Linked DNA regions of Homo sapiens: region 2 is linked to region 1. A link is a loop called in an ENCODE intact Hi-C map of the cell type or tissue named here. Cell type or tissue: gastrocnemius medialis. All regions are shown on one strand. Links, peaks and the distances in the headings refer to the core of each region. The heading gives the core; the rest is flanking DNA.

Region 1 (7,602 bases), core at 1,242-5,241:
TTTCTTTGCTTTTGAGGCACCCCAAGCTGTTCTTTCACTTAGGAAAGTCAACTGTATGGTTGGAAACACCGACATCAGCTGCTGTTATAACTCTTCCACAGGTTCTGACATCCACGGAGACCCAGGCTTCCCAGGCCCTCCTGGGGAAAGAGGTGACCCAGGAGAGGCCAACACCCTTCCAGGCCCTGTGGGAGTCCCAGGACAGAAAGGAGACCAAGGAGCTCCAGGTGAGGCCACACATTCCAAGCCAACATTGCCGTCCCAGTAACCAGAACCCACCCAGAGGTGGGGCCATGGAGTGTCTATGGGGTGGGAGAGGCTGTGCAGAAGTGCAGGAAAGAGCTGGTTTTTCTGGGGAGGACTACCTGTTGCAGGACCTCTCAGCTAGTCTTAGTTTGTTAGGCAATTTATTTTATCCCATCAGTGTTAGTGAGGCACTGACCACCCATCCCGTGGAGTAACTGATAAGCTCCCTGGCCTAGAGACCCCATCAGATCCTCTGTGCGCCTGGGGCACTGGCACAGGCCTTGCCATAACAAGCACTCTGGGTAGTGAATGTGCGAATAAATGCATTAAACCTCCTAGCAGAGCCACGCTGACCCATACTTGGGTAGGAAATGCCCAGAAACTTGTCTTCCCACCCCATAGCCTCCCTGCTCACCAGCCAAGGTGGGCTCAAGTCTAAATGGCAGTGAGAAACATTCCTAGATAGAAACCAGGACCTTCCTGGGAGCCAGTCTGCCAAGGGTGTTGCGGTCTCATTGTGCATGAGCCCACAGCCCCAGAGTCTGCTCCTGAGATCCATGGGCCCCTCCCCCACCCCGCCCACCTCACCAGCCTGACCAGGGGCATCTCCTGGCTCAGGTACGGGAGCTGGGCAGCACACCTGGATGGACAGCCTGGGCACCCTGGGCTCCATGCTGGCAACAGAAACTCTGGCTTCCATCCACAAAGGCCTGAGTTTTTCTAGTGCCAATTCCCCATGAAGCTAGAACCAGACATCCACAGGAGAGGAAGTCAGGACCAAGGAGGCCAGCAACCCTGGCTTTTGCTGGGGTGCAGGGATGTCTCGAGGCTTGCAGATCACATCTCACTCTCCAGGATCTGCTGCCTGCCCTCTCCCCTCACCAGCAGCTGGAAACTCCAGAATCCCCTAGCCTCAGAGCTCCACAGCACTGATCTGAAGATAGGAGAAAGAGGAGGGGCTCTGCCAACAGGAGCCAGACTATCCTGGGAGGCTGCATGGTGCTGCCAGAGCCCTAGTCAGGGTGAGGATCCAGGACAGTCCACCAGCACAGCCTCAGCCAGCGGTGAGGATCTAGGGTCAGTCCACCAGCACAGCCTCAGTCAGAGTTGAGGATCTAGGGTCAGTCCACGAGCACAGCCTCAGTCAAGGATGAGGATCTAGGGTCAGTCCACCAGCACAGCCTCAGTCAGAGTTGAGGATCTAGGGTCAGTCCACCAGCACAGCCTCAGCCAGCGGTGAGGATCTAAGGTCAGTCCACCAGCACAGCCTCAGTCAAGGATGAGGATCTAGGGTCAGTCCATCAGCACAGCCTCAGCCAGGGATGAGGATCTAAGGTCAGTCCACCAGCACAGCCTCAGTCAGGGGTGAGGATCTAGGGTCAGTCCACCAGCACAGCCTCAGTCAGGGGTGAGGATCTAGGGTCAGTCCACCAGCACAGCCTCAGTCGGGGTGAAGATCTAGGGTTAGCATACCAGCACAGCCTCAGTTGGGGTGAGGATCTAGGGTCAGTCCACCAGCACAGCCTCAGTCAGGGGTGAGGATCTAGGGTCAGCACACCAGCACAAGCTCCACTGAGGAGTGAGAATCTAAGGTCAGTCCCACCAGCACAGCCTCAGTCAGGGGTAAGGATCTAGGACAGTCTACCAGCATAACCTCAGCCAGGGATCTAGGGTCAGCGCACCAGCAGAAGCTCCACCCAGGAGTGAGGATCCAAGGTGACTCCACCAGCACAACGTCACTCAGGGGTGAAGATCTAGGTCAATCCACCAGCACAGCCTCACTCAGGGGTGAGGATCTAGGTCAATCCACCAGCACAGCCTCACTCAGGGGTGAGGATCTAGGTCAGTACACCAGCACAGCTTCAGCCAGGATTGAGGGTCTAGGGTCAGTCCACCAGCACAACCTCCACTCAGGACTGAGGATTTAGGTCAATCCACCAGCACAACCTCCACTCAGGACTGAGGATCTAGGTCAGTCCACCAGCACAACCTCCACTCAGGACTGAGGATTTAGGTCAATCCACCAGCACAACCTCCACTCAGGACTGAGGATTTAGGTCAGTCCACCAGCACAACCTCCACTCAGGGCTGAGGATTTAGGTCAATCCACCAGCACAACCTCCACTCAGGGCTGAGGATCTAGGTCAGTCCACCAGCACAACCTCCACTCAGGACTGAGGATTTAGGTCAATCCACTAGCACAACCTCCACTCAGGGCTGAGGATCTAGGTCAGTCCACCAGCACAGCCTCAGTCAGGGGTGAGGATCTGGGGTCAGTCCAGCAGCACAGCCTCAGTCAGGGGTGAGGATCTGGGGTCAGTCCAGCAGCACAGCCTCAGTCAGGGGTGAGGATCTGGGGTCAGTCCACCAGCACAGCCTCAGTCAGGGGTGAGGATCTGGGGTCAGTCCACCAGCACAGCCTCAGTCAGGGGTGAGGATCTGGGGTCAGTCCACCAGCACAGCCTCAGTCAGGGGTGAGGATCTGGGGTCAGTCCACCAGCACAGCCTCAGTCAGGGGTGAGGATCTGGGGTCAGTCCACCAGCATAATCCTCCCAGGAGCCCAGCAGTAGAGTTGACCATGCCCGTGACCTTTAAATCAGACACCTGTTGGGTTCTTGTTCTGCGTCTCACGTGCACCATATTTTCACCATGTGACCTTGGCCATGGTATTGAATGTCTCTGGCTTTGTCTGTCAAATGAAAATAAAAATGCACTTGTGAGTATTGGGAGGATACAATGAGATACTACAGGTAAAGCTCTTGCACACAGGAGGCCAGCAATAAATGTTTGCTATCTTTAAAGGCCTTGAAACATAGCGTTGTTTTCAGAGTGTCATGATGATCAGTTTACCAGTCTGTCACCTGAAAGGCATCTGGGAATGCAGCAACGGGGAAGACTTGGCCAGGAGATGTGGAGAGGAGATCCCGCACAGGGAGGGGCGGAGGAAACTGAGATGGGATTTCGACAGGGTGCACACAGTGGCCCATAGAGGGGGGTCACAGAACACAGCTGCTAGCATTTTGTATGACCATGCATTGTTAACGTTTGATTCACACAGCATGATGTTCAGGCCCTGTACTTGACCACAAAAAAGATTTAAGATTTCCATCCCCAAGGACAGAGATTTATCTCATTTATTTTCCACTTAATACCTCAGCAAAATGCTTGTCCCTGAGTAAGTGCTCAACAAATACTTGCTGGAGAAGAATATTGTGAAATTGTAGGATAATTTTCTGACATCAGTGGAGAGTTACGTGTAGCTCAGAACACCCCTAAGGTAACATTGATGGCCTTATTACACATTTGATCTGTGTGGGACCCATTTATCAAAACTCTCCGTGACCTCCTGTGGCCCTCCTTGCATTCCATCCCAGGGACCTGGACGGTGTCCCCGGCTTCCAAGCCACCGTGCGGCATGCTGACTTTTGCAAGCCATGCCCCCACCCTCGACCTGCATGAACGTCACAGTGGGCCCATGAGCTGATGACTTCAGAGCAGGTCCTGGAGGCCAGGGCAGACACTGCCCAGTGCCATTGGGCCTTGGCATATGAGGCCACTGCCTCTGGCTAGTGATGAGGGAAAGACGACCTTCCATGATGACGTTCACACACTGATCATAATGTCATTCAGGACACACACTCTTCTCTCAAAATATGGGAATAATTTGAATCCGTCATCTTCCTTCGCATGAGTTGCATCTCATTTGTATTAGTTCGTTCTCATGCTGCTATGAAGAAATACCAGAGACTGGGTAATTTATAAAGGAAAGAGGTTTAATTGATTCACAGTTCTGCATGGCTGGGGAGGCCTCAGGAAACTTACAATCATGGCGGAAGGGGAAGCAAACACATCCTTCTTCACTGGCGGCAGGAGAGAGAAGTGCTGAGTAAAGGGTGGGGGGAGGCCCCTTATAAAACTATCAGATCTCCTGGGAACTCACTATCACGAGAACAGCATGAGGATAGCCACCCCCGTGATTCAATTACTTCCCACCAGGTCCCTCCTACGACATGTAGGGACTTTGGGAACTACAAGTCGAGATTTGGGTGGGGACACAGCCAAACCGTATCACAGCTCACTGAAGCTAGAGTCTGCAACCTCACCTATTTCTGCAGCTGACATTCGAGCATCAGTTCCTGATTTGGCCTTGAGTCATGCAACATGGGCCTTCACGGAACCCCTGTTAGTGAGACTCTTTTATGTCAGTACTTAGGACGATCCATGGGGGCTACTGAGAAATCATAGCGGTTTCCGTCTAGATTCCAGCAAACTGACTCATGTTTGCTAAGTGTTCTCATTAACAGTCCTCATCACTGCAGTTAAGTTAATTATGTTTTCGTGGGAATCTGCCAGTCTGCGGATTGCACTGGATCATCTAACTCAGGAGTCTGCCATTATTTACTGACACTCACCATCTGTTTCGGGTACTTTGTGACAATAGCTAGAAGCAGTTCAATTGGTGTCATTTTATATCAAACTACAGATGGTGGCTCACTCATGCCCTCAGGGCTAATGAACCCACTTGCATGTTGTCTGTGATTTGTGAGACAAGCCTCACCTCTCTAAATATTTATCCTGCTGTTTGTTTTGTCCTACTTGGAAGCACGCATGAATGGAATCCTTTCCCCTGGGATGGATAATGGATACCAGGATCTTCCAAAGGGAAAATCTCTTCCTGCTGCTGATGCGTGTAGATTAGTCATAAAGCCAGAGGGGAAACAGAAAACCACTGTTGCTACCTTTTCTCATTTTTATAGATTTGCACTGTTTCGCCCAGCTCACTATTTCCTGCAGAGCAGAAGTGATGCCCTCCTTGCCCACTTGGACATTCTGACATTTTGCAGGGTTCTAATACTAATCTTGGTCCCCAGCCCGAGGTAAAACAAAAGGCTGAAGGTGCTTAGGAGAGAAAGTAGACTTAATCCGCCCACTCAAGTCCACACTGATTTCTACCCACCACTGCCCTACAGCACATAAAGCTCCATTAGTGTCTTGTTGGCTGACAGCACAGGGAGGAGTGGAATTTCCACAGATTTCCTTATGTGGCCATTTCCCTCTTACTCTCCTACTAGTGCCAAAGAGCTCCAGCCTTTGACCCAAAAACTGTTGGTTCTCATTATTCGCAGTAGTTATGTTCTGAAGTCACCAAGAACACTGACTTAGTGAATACTGAACCATTGCTCCTAGGGGAAATACAAGGCTAAGTTCCTGCAAGCCTCTGCTCACAAGATGTTTGTCAATGATCAGTATATAAGCTGGTTTTCTGTGTAACGGCACCTTGTTTAGTGTGGATTGCTGATTCAGGAACAGTCAACATGCACTCACTCGTGCCTGAATGCAGCTTCTCTTACATATGTGTTTCTCCATAAGGGACTTCACAGCCTTCTTGCACTTACCAACAGTAGGATGCACTTCAACACAATACATGGGGGGCATTTGAAACAGCAAAATCACCAGCATAAAGCACAAAAATGTGGAAAACAGGGCACTACAGAGACCAAGACAAGGACACGTGTGTACAGTATGAGCTGCAGCAAGAAGGCAGGAGCGTCACCTTGCTGGATCTCAGCTGGGACTCATTTTGCCTCTGTGTATATCTGTGAATGCCAGTGTTGATTTGGGGGGGATTCCAAGTGAGTTTTAGTGAGTGGACAAATTGGGAAACACAGAATCTGTGAATAATGAAGACCAACTCTATCCAAGCTGGGATCCGAGGCACTGGAGGACAGCCGCAGGGAGGGTTGACAATAGTGATGTCAATTGTAAGCCTCATTTGCAATTTTTCAACCTTCTGTCCATCACCTGTGCTGACCACTGTCCACACATATCAGGATCAGAGTCTGACCAGCTGTGCCTCGCCTGGTGCTGAGGCTCCATCTAAGCATGATCGGGCAGCGCCTTGGGGAAGTCGAGCACAGGCAGACAGGATCCCAGTGGAGGGCTCCTCACAGGAGAAAGGCTGGGGTGGGGGAGGGGTTCACATAGCCCCTGCCCCCCCAACCCCGCCCTGAGGGCCTCCCCAGCCCCACCATGAGATGTTCCTTGGCCTGAGGGCACCTCCCATCACTGTCTCGCTCGCTAGGCTCTGGTCCACCACAGGTGATGGTGTGGAGGGAAAATAGTAGATTTGAAAAGTTGGGTGCTAACGCTGAAAATAATTTCTTCTGTTTTCATCCTAAGGGGAACGAGGCCCACCTGGGAGCCCAGGACTTCAGGGGTTCCCTGGTATCACACCCCCTTCCAACATCTCTGGGGCACCTGGTGACAAAGGGGCGCCAGGGATATTTGGCCTGAAAGGTAAGCAGGACTTATACATCTGTGCTTCGACATCTCTAGGGGCAGGAGCTGGCAATGGCCCGCTTAATGTAGGGGGAGAACAGACGTTCATTTCCACGCTGTGCCCAGACTCCGGTCAAAGAGGCAGGAGCCATGATGGCTCCTCCTGTGTCATTTCCATCACCTGCACGACCTGGTCCCTGGGAAGCTGAGACACAGGCCATGTCATTTACTTGCTGTAATAGCAGATATTCAAACTGCAGGGGGCTCAGAAATGTGCAGTATGAACGGCTTTCTTCTTCCTCACTGTATTGTGTTTAGACAAGTATTAAATTTAATTTGCACTTCCTAATCACGAACGAGCTGAATATTGGAAAGAGATGGCGTAAAGATGAAGTCACCCGTCAAACAAGTGTTTGTGCGTCAAGGTTCACAGCAGCACTACTCACAAGCACCGAGTGCTGAAAGCAACCCGAGTGTCCATCAACAGAGGAATTAAGAAGCAAAATGCAGTCAGTATCCACCCAGTACAAGAGGAGTCCGTCTTTTTTGTTGGGTTGTTTTCTTGTTTTTTGTTTTTTGAGACAGCCTTGCTCTGTCGCCCAGGCTGGAGTGCAGTGGCACGATCTTAGCTCGCTGCAATCTCCGCCTCCCGGGTTCAAGGAATTTTTGTGCCTCAGCCTCCTGAGTAGCTGGGATTACAGGTGTCCACCACCAAGCCCAGATGATTTTTGTATTTTTAGTAGAGACAGGGTTTCACCATGTTGGCCAGGCTGGTCTCAAACTCTTGACCTCAAGCAATCCTCCCACCTCGGCTTCCCAAAGTGCTGAGACGACAGGTGTAAGCCACCTTGCCCAGCCTTTATTCGGTCTTAAAAAGAAGGAACTCTTATCACCTGCTACCACCTAGATGACCCTTGAGGGCATTCTGCTGAGTGAAAGAAGCCAGTCACAAAAGGTCGGATTCTGTGATTCCACACATACGAGGCCCCTGAAGTCATCAAATTCATAGAAACAGAAAGTACAATGGCTGTTGCTGAGGGTTGGGGGGAGAGGGACACGGGGAGTGCGTGTATAAC
Region 2 (7,602 bases), core at 1,822-5,821, 540 kb after region 1:
ACTGGAGGAGTAATGACAGATGACAGTATAATAACACATGAAGAATGCTTATGGAGCAACAAAAGACAAATATACTGTAGGAAAATGAGCAAAGGACAGGAACAGATAATACACAAAAAGCATAGAAAATAAATATCCTATAAGCCTATGGAAAACATTTTTTCTCACAAATAATCAAACAAATGAAAATAGTATATCTTCCCCAAATGAGGTACCAAATATCAGACAATTCTCACATGTTGTTGGTGAGAGTACGATTCATGTCCAGGGAATGTGCAACTCACAAGACCTTCTGGAGAACAGTTTGTCAGTATCTCTAAAGTCTGGCTCATGACATCTACTTCTAGGAACTTATCCTAAGGAGTTACATAGATGTTTACACAGATTTGTCTATTGTTATCTCAATAAGATTTTTTAAGTCTGTGAGAAGTTGAAAACAACCTATATATTCACTCATAAAATACATAAAACATAAACGATGGTACCTCCATAAGATGAAGACTGTAACAATTTTAGAAAATCTATATTTTAATCCTTATAAACAGATATTTATTTGTATGGGAAATATTAATAATATGAGTAATAAAAGGCAGATTACAAAACTGTATATAGCATGATTCTATGTTTATGTAGAAATTCTGTACACCTATGCAAAGTATTAACGACCATCTTATCTGTGTAGATAGGGTTATGAATGCTTTTATTTTCTACTTGGGCTTCACTGTATTTTTCACTTTTTAACTTATAAATGGACAAAGACTATTACTTATAAATAGTTCAGAACTATTATTAAAAATTAAGCTGTGATAGTGTAGTGGTAAATGAAATAGTAAATACAGTTACTATATTTTAATGATATTTAGGGAGGTGACTGAACTAATATTGAAAATGTCCAAAAACACTTTTGTTGACACACTAGTGAGCACATATTTTTTGCAAAGCAGCTTCATAGGGTACGCTGTGGTCAGATTCGACTCCCACATTCCCCAGAATGAACAGTGGCCTGGCTTGAACACTCCCCCTGCCATTCTTTCACCTCTCCGCAGAAGACACGCTTATCAGGTGATTTAGAGCTCTGCCAATTTGGGTGATTTTGAACAAAGATTATTCTCTTTGCTTACGTTATTCAGATGATTGATTAACTTCAAATTCTAACATAATTATCTCTCGACTACTTAATTTTCTAGAATAGGGTCTCTCGACGGATGACCTTTCAGCTGGAGAATTCTGTCGTGGGGCCGTCCTGTGCCCTGGCGGGCACTCAGCAGCCTCCCTGGCGTCTATTCGATGTCAGGAGCCCCTCCGCCCTCATTGTGGCAACCAAAGATGCCTGCAGACATTGCCAAAGGTGTCCGGAGGGGAAAATCACACCCAGTTAAGAACCACTGCTCTAAAAGAAGCATTGTTTTTTGCAATTAGAGAAACAGACTTGTCCATTTCTTTACCTAATTTGCACTCCATTTTCAAAATTGCTCCTAATTTTGTAATACTTTTATGTTTAGGCATTTAATACCTGAAGCATTACATCAGTAGAATCAGATGGAGAGCTCCATGACCTCTTTGACAGAGTATTATTAAGAAATAAGTTTCAGCCTGCAATTATAAAATGGGGTAAAATTATTCACTTATGGTATTCAAAATGCAATTTTTTTTTGGTAAAAAGTATTCCAGCTAAATTTTAAAATGGTGACCTGGGTTTTTTTTTGTTTTGTTCTTTTTTTTGTTGTTTGTTTTTTGAGACGGAGTCTCGCTCTGTCACCCAGGCTGGAATGTGGCGGCACAATCTTGGCTCACTGCAAGCCCTGCCTCCCAGGTTCAAGGTATTCTCCTGCCTCAGCCTCCCAAGTAGCTGGGACTTCAGGCATGTGCCACCATACTAGGCTAATTTTTTTTTTTTTTTTTTTAGTAGCGATGGGGTTGCACTATGTTGGCCAGGCTGGTATTGAACTCCTGAGCTCAGGTGGACAACTTGGGTTTTCATACAGCCCAGAGGAACATCTCCTACTCTTGGTCTGAACTTGAACTGCAGCTGAAAGAATGGTTAAAAGAAGAATCTGAGAGTTGAGTAGTGAGGATCCGATGGGCAGCTAAGGACATTTCTGCTGGTGAGCACGAAAGTGCCCAAGGCAGGAGTCAGATAAACATCCTTAAGAGATACCAGATTATTCTTTTCTGTAAAGGTAACCCGCCCTGGTTTTTTTCCTGTCCACCCAATAAATTTGCAGCAGTCAGTGCACATGGAAAGGCCCTGCTGCAGCCTTGGTTCCCGCCTGGGAACACGCTCCTTTGCGGTGTCATGGTTTACTCTGGGTTTTGCTTTAATCGTTATCTTAGTCTATTTGTGTCTCTCTCTGACTTGTAGGTTTTAACATGTGCTGACTTAAAGGAAGACAACAGGCTGTAGACAAGGGGTTGCAGCTCCAGTGCTCTAAGGTCCAGTGAGGTGGGGAAGTGGGGGGAGTGGCCCAGGCGATTGGGAGGGTGGGGACTCATGGGGGCAGCTCTGGGGACAGTGGAATTCATGCACAAGTGCACATCCCATATGGACAGATGGCCCTATTTTTAAAGACAAGTCAGAAATTCATATTTTATGTGAACTTTTCCTATTTTTAAATGTGCCTAACCAATTTAAAAGAGATTTAAACCATTTTGCAGCTCAAACACATTTCTGCAAGCCAGGCACAGCCCCCACACCGGGTCGGAGGACCATCTGTTCATTAGGAAACCTGTGTGGAACCTGTTTCCACACCTGGTAATAACCCTTCAGATGAAAACACTTTGCATTTAGATGTGGTAAGCATCTTGCCAAACCCCACTTCTGAAAATTCTGTAAACTCTTCCCACCTGCCTAAAGATGCCCTGGTGTGGCGCTCACCAGCCTGTCTGGCAGATGAGATAATTAACTCGAGGAAGCCTCTGCATGCAGGTCTCCTGGGCTGAAAGAGCACTGTGGATGGAACGCATGGCCCCTCCCTGCACACATGAAAAGGTAAGCTTGCAGCTCCTGGGAAGCAGGTGGGCCTGGGCCTCATCTCAGCCTCAGGCGGTCCAGCTGGCTCTACTGGACATTGAAATCCCAGGGGCTCTGGGACTGGAGGGATCAGGGCAGATTTTCTGCAGGTGCATGCCAGCGTTCTCTATCTTCGTGTGATAGGAAATGGAAGGAGAAATGGAGGGCGGTTCTAACAACAGGCAGGAAGCCAAGGAAATGCTGCAGCTCAGATGGGATTTTTGCACGTCTCACTCCTCTCTTTACCTCTTTGCATTCGGAATTCCCAGAGACACTTGGCAAGGAAAACGGCACTTTTCAGCTAGCATTGATATCACTGTTGGGTGATTATTGATATTCATATGCAAACCTGGAGATCTTTAGAGAAGGAAACGAGTACATAAAATAATCCACAACTTGGAGCTCAGATGCAGATCAGCGCCAGACCTTGGCTGAGATGCACGGAACCGCATTTAGGTCGTGTTGGTGGTGAAGTGCCTCCATCTCCCGGCAAAACGCGGCTTCACTCTTCACGCTGAGAATTTTTGACTGAAATGTGTGGTCTTAACCAATTCTATTCAGTTTCATTTAACTTACTTTTGTCCATAAATGGGGTAGAAAAGCTCCCCCAAAAATGAATTTATAAAAGCTTCTGAGTATCTGACCTATTACATTTAGAAATAGAGTCACATTCGAAGACACTAAGGACTAAGGACTTCCACACATGAATTGGAGGGAATGCAATTCAACCCATAACAACGGTATAATTATTATTGGCATAGAAGAGAAACCTAATCCTTGCCCCATTGATCAGTCGCTCCAAAAAATTTTTGGAGCAGTGACAATTTGTCATTATTTATTTTTTATTTCCTAGCAACACTTCACAAAACACACCTGCAGGGCAGTTTGACCTATCAATAAAACTAATTGAAATTATCTGTGTCTTAGAAAATTTGCAGTGCTTATTTGAGATGACTTGGAGACAGGAACCACTCCAGCTCACCATGGAAATCCTACTGGATATCACTGGCCTGGAAACAGCTTAATGTTTCTGAGCAAGAAAACGGACGTGAACATTAGGTTTACACAGATTCCTTGAGGCTCCACCTTTGGAGAGGCTTGCATCTATCTAGGTCTAGAGAGAATTAAAATAGAAATGAGCTGAGACAGCCACGGGGCCCCTGTGATCTGGACAGCGCTGTGACTCCCATGTAGACAGCCCTAGGCAACCGTGTCCATACAGAGGAGAGACCCAAGGCTTGGGTCATCCATGAGTGATTGGCACTTCTGGTTTGGACCAAAAGCTGTAAGCACTGCTGCATCTAGGAGATATTCAGGCTGAGGTCTGACCTCCTGGGGCTCTCCCTGCACCCACGGCTGTCTGGTTGCACACTCTACAGATTCAGGGATTTGACGTCCAGAAATGAAGGTGCAGGACAGTGGTGGAGAATGTGGGCTGACTTCCCACATCCGTTTACCCACAGGGAGCCACATAAGCCAGTAGTTTTGGGCCCTGTGTGTGCGTGTGTGTGTGTTTGAGAACTTATGTATTCCTATGATCTTTTGTTTCAAGATAACCAAAGAAAAATGATTCCTTACCTGTTTCTTGTCACCAGCCTGTGGACAATCCATGACATTTTACCCTAGGTAGTTCCTTCTTTGCTAATTCTCCCTATCTTCCTAGAAAGGATAGTTCATTCACTCATTTGTCAAGTATTTATTGAGGTTTTCTGTATGCAAAGCATTATGACAGAAACTATGGATGTGAAAAGGGTGATTAAGTCATAGACCCTGCTTTTAATTAATCGATAATCTCCTAAAGGAAGTTACCCAAAAGACTATGAATACAAGCAAAAATTTACACCAAAAAAGGTGTGTTCTGCAGTTGCGTAAGATTCTATAAATATCAGTTAGATTGAGGTAGCCGATAGCGTTGTCCGGATTTTCCACGTCCTCACTGACTGTTCACCTAGTTGATCTACCAATTACTGTGAAAGAGACGTGAAAATCTCCAACTATAAATGTGAGTTCTTCTATTTCTTCCTTTAATTTTTTTAATGTTTGCTTCATGTATGTGGAAACTCTTCTTAAGCATCCGCACATTTATGACGGTCATGTCTTCTTGATAAGTGACTTTCACTGCTACGAAACATCTCTCTCTACGTCTGACAGTACTCATTGTCTTGTGGTCTATTATCTGAGCCACTGCAGATTTCTACCACCATCTGCAGGGTAGAGCTTTTAATGTCTTGTTACTACCAACCTAGTCATGTTTCTATACCTACAATGCATATATTGCAGACAGTGTGGACTTAGACTGGGCACTGGAAGCACCACTATGGGAATTTGGAAAATTGAAATTAGAGACCCTTTGATGAAAAGGCAGCATTTAAAGTCATTGGGATAGATGGGCTCGTGGCAGGTTGGAGAGTGCAGAAAGAAAAGTATTACAGGAAGGACCCTGGGGAGGTCCCAACATGTAAGAGATGGACGAATGCAGGGAATGCCACTGAAATCAGGGAGGCAAGAACATCAAGAAGAAAGAAGCGACTGATGGTGTAAAATACGTACAAGAGTTTCGGTAGAATGAGGACTTGGGAGAAAGTCAGTTTTGACACAGCTCATTGTTCCTAATCTATCATCTGAGCCACTCCGGATTTCTGATAGCATCCATATGGTCTATTTTTTAATATCTTTTAATTGTTCTACTAAGCTCTTTTTGCATTTTTTCCTGATTGCTATAAAGTTAGCAACATCAGTTTGTAATTTCCCACTGTCTACTTAGTTATTGTCGTGCCACTTTATGTAAAACATAAAACAACTTTACCATCACATATTTTTACTTATTTCTGGCAGTCATCCTATGGCCATGAGATAAATCAACCTTGGATGACATTAACCTTACAAGCAGAGGGAGAAATAGGTCTATCGGGGTCTACAGTAACCTAATGGAATGCTGAACCAACCCGAACTAAGTCTAGGCTTTTTTTTTTTTTAGACAGGGTCTCTCTCTGGGACTACAGGCGCGTGCCACTACACCCCGCTAATTTTTGTATTTTTTGTAGAGACGGGGTTTCACCATGTTGCCGAGGCTGATCTCAAACTCCTGGGCTCTAGCAATCTGCCCACCTTGGCCACCCAAAGTGCTGGGATTACAGGCGTGAGCTACCCCATCCAGCCAGTTTAGACTTCTTGTTGGTAAGATAATGAATATCTTATTGCTTAAACCACTTATAGTCAGGGTTTTTCACGATTTGCAGCCAACCTGCTGTAACTGACAGAAGCAGCCTCTTCTTCACTGCGGAGTCACTCAGTACTGAGAATACTAGACGTGCTGACTCAGACAGAGCAGAGTGAGGGGAGGGGCACATCTCAGGGAAAGCCTTGGGAAGGCAGACCACCGTGCTCAACGTGACCCCTCTTCTGCCTGGGACTCTTAGCACTTTGCACATAACGTTTAAGCATAACAGTATTTTTTCAGAGTATAAGATGCTCTTTTTCACCCTTTTTGCTCTAAATAGTTCAAGAGAAAATAGGCATACTTTTGCCCTGTAACACTTTGCTTCACATGATTTTGGAAGACAGCAGGGTACAAACAAGACTTGTCCTATTTAGTCTTTGTCCTAAAAGCCACAGGTGGGCCGGGCACGGTGGCTCATGCTTGTAACCCCAGCACTTTGGGAGGCCAAGGCGGGCAGATCACTTGAGTCCAGGAGTTCGAGACCAGCCTGGCCAACATGGCGAAACCCTGTCTCTACTAAAAAATACAAAAATTAGCCAGGTGTGGTGGTGGGTGCCTGTAATCCCAGCTACTTGGGAGGCTGAGGTAAGAGAATTGCTTGAACCTGGGAGGCAGAGGTTGCAGTGAGCCAAGATTGCATCACTGCACTCCAGCCTGGGCGACAGAGGGAGACTCCATCTAAGAAAAAAAAAAAAAAGCCACAGGTGAATGACTTTGACTTATTTGTCCTGTTGCTGAGCTCATCTGTTGTCTTGTCTGTGAGCATGCGGTCTGTAAGGTAAGTAAATACACCATCTTGTCTTATGTCTCACAACCCTTTACCAGCCTACGTTAAAAGAAAGGCATACTCCCTCCTCTTCCTCACTTCTCAGTCATGTCTCAACTCCGAGAAGTGTGACTTCTGATGCATCATGGAATGGAAACCACACTCTTTAAGAGCACTAATCACTTCTCAATTCACCAATCCAATTGGCTTCTCTTTCGAGTCCTTGTTCTGCTTAAACTCTTCTCCATATTTTACACCATCAGCCTCTCCTTTCTTCTCGATGTTCTCTCCTCCCTGATTTCCATGACATTCCCTGCGTTCGCCCATCTCTTACATGTTGGACCTCCCCTGGGTCCTTCCTATAATACTTTTCCTTCTGCACTCTCCACATCCCATAAGCCCATCTATCCCAATGACTTGAAATATGAATACCACCTTTTCATCAATGGGTCTCTCATTTCAATTTTCCAAATTCCCATCGTGGCGTTTCCAACTCCCAATCAAACATCTTCGTTTGTTTACCCTGAGAGACTTCAAGCATAATATGTCCCAAGCTGAATGTTTGTTTGGGGACACATTATCTATTCCCTCTCCTGCTCTCCTTCC

The links. Peaks named below come from ENCODE experiments on the same cell type or tissue, not always from the same donor. Only the 100,000 strongest peaks of a DNase experiment are listed, where the experiment ranks them.
Region 2: it touches region 1 in a loop (3-fold over the local background); 1 of 110 quality-filtered maps calls a loop at or near these places.

The regions. Positions count from the first base shown.
Region 1 is chr13:110,495,241-110,502,842 of GRCh38, forward strand. It overlaps COL4A2 (collagen type IV alpha 2 chain), which reads left to right. Exons shown (of 48, transcript NM_001846.4): 40 at 102-227; 41 at 6,428-6,544. COL4A2-AS1 (COL4A2 antisense RNA 1) reads right to left here. Exons shown (of 3, transcript NR_046583.1): 3 at 7,336-7,602. Among named protein-coding and RNA genes, the nearest start is that of COL4A2-AS1, 9.1 kb to the right of the region's middle. RefSeq lists an enhancer at 3,706-4,205. In gastrocnemius medialis, for the core only: no CTCF peak of the experiment used is centred there; DNase peaks (open chromatin) are centred at 2,858 and 3,181; H3K27ac peaks cover 1,906 bases.
Region 2 is chr13:111,034,727-111,042,328 of GRCh38, forward strand. No RefSeq gene overlaps it. Among named protein-coding and RNA genes, the nearest start is that of LINC00368, 57 kb to the right of the region's middle. In gastrocnemius medialis, for the core only: a CTCF peak has its summit at 3,508 (motif pointing left); no DNase peak of the experiment used is centred there; H3K27me3 peaks cover 384 bases.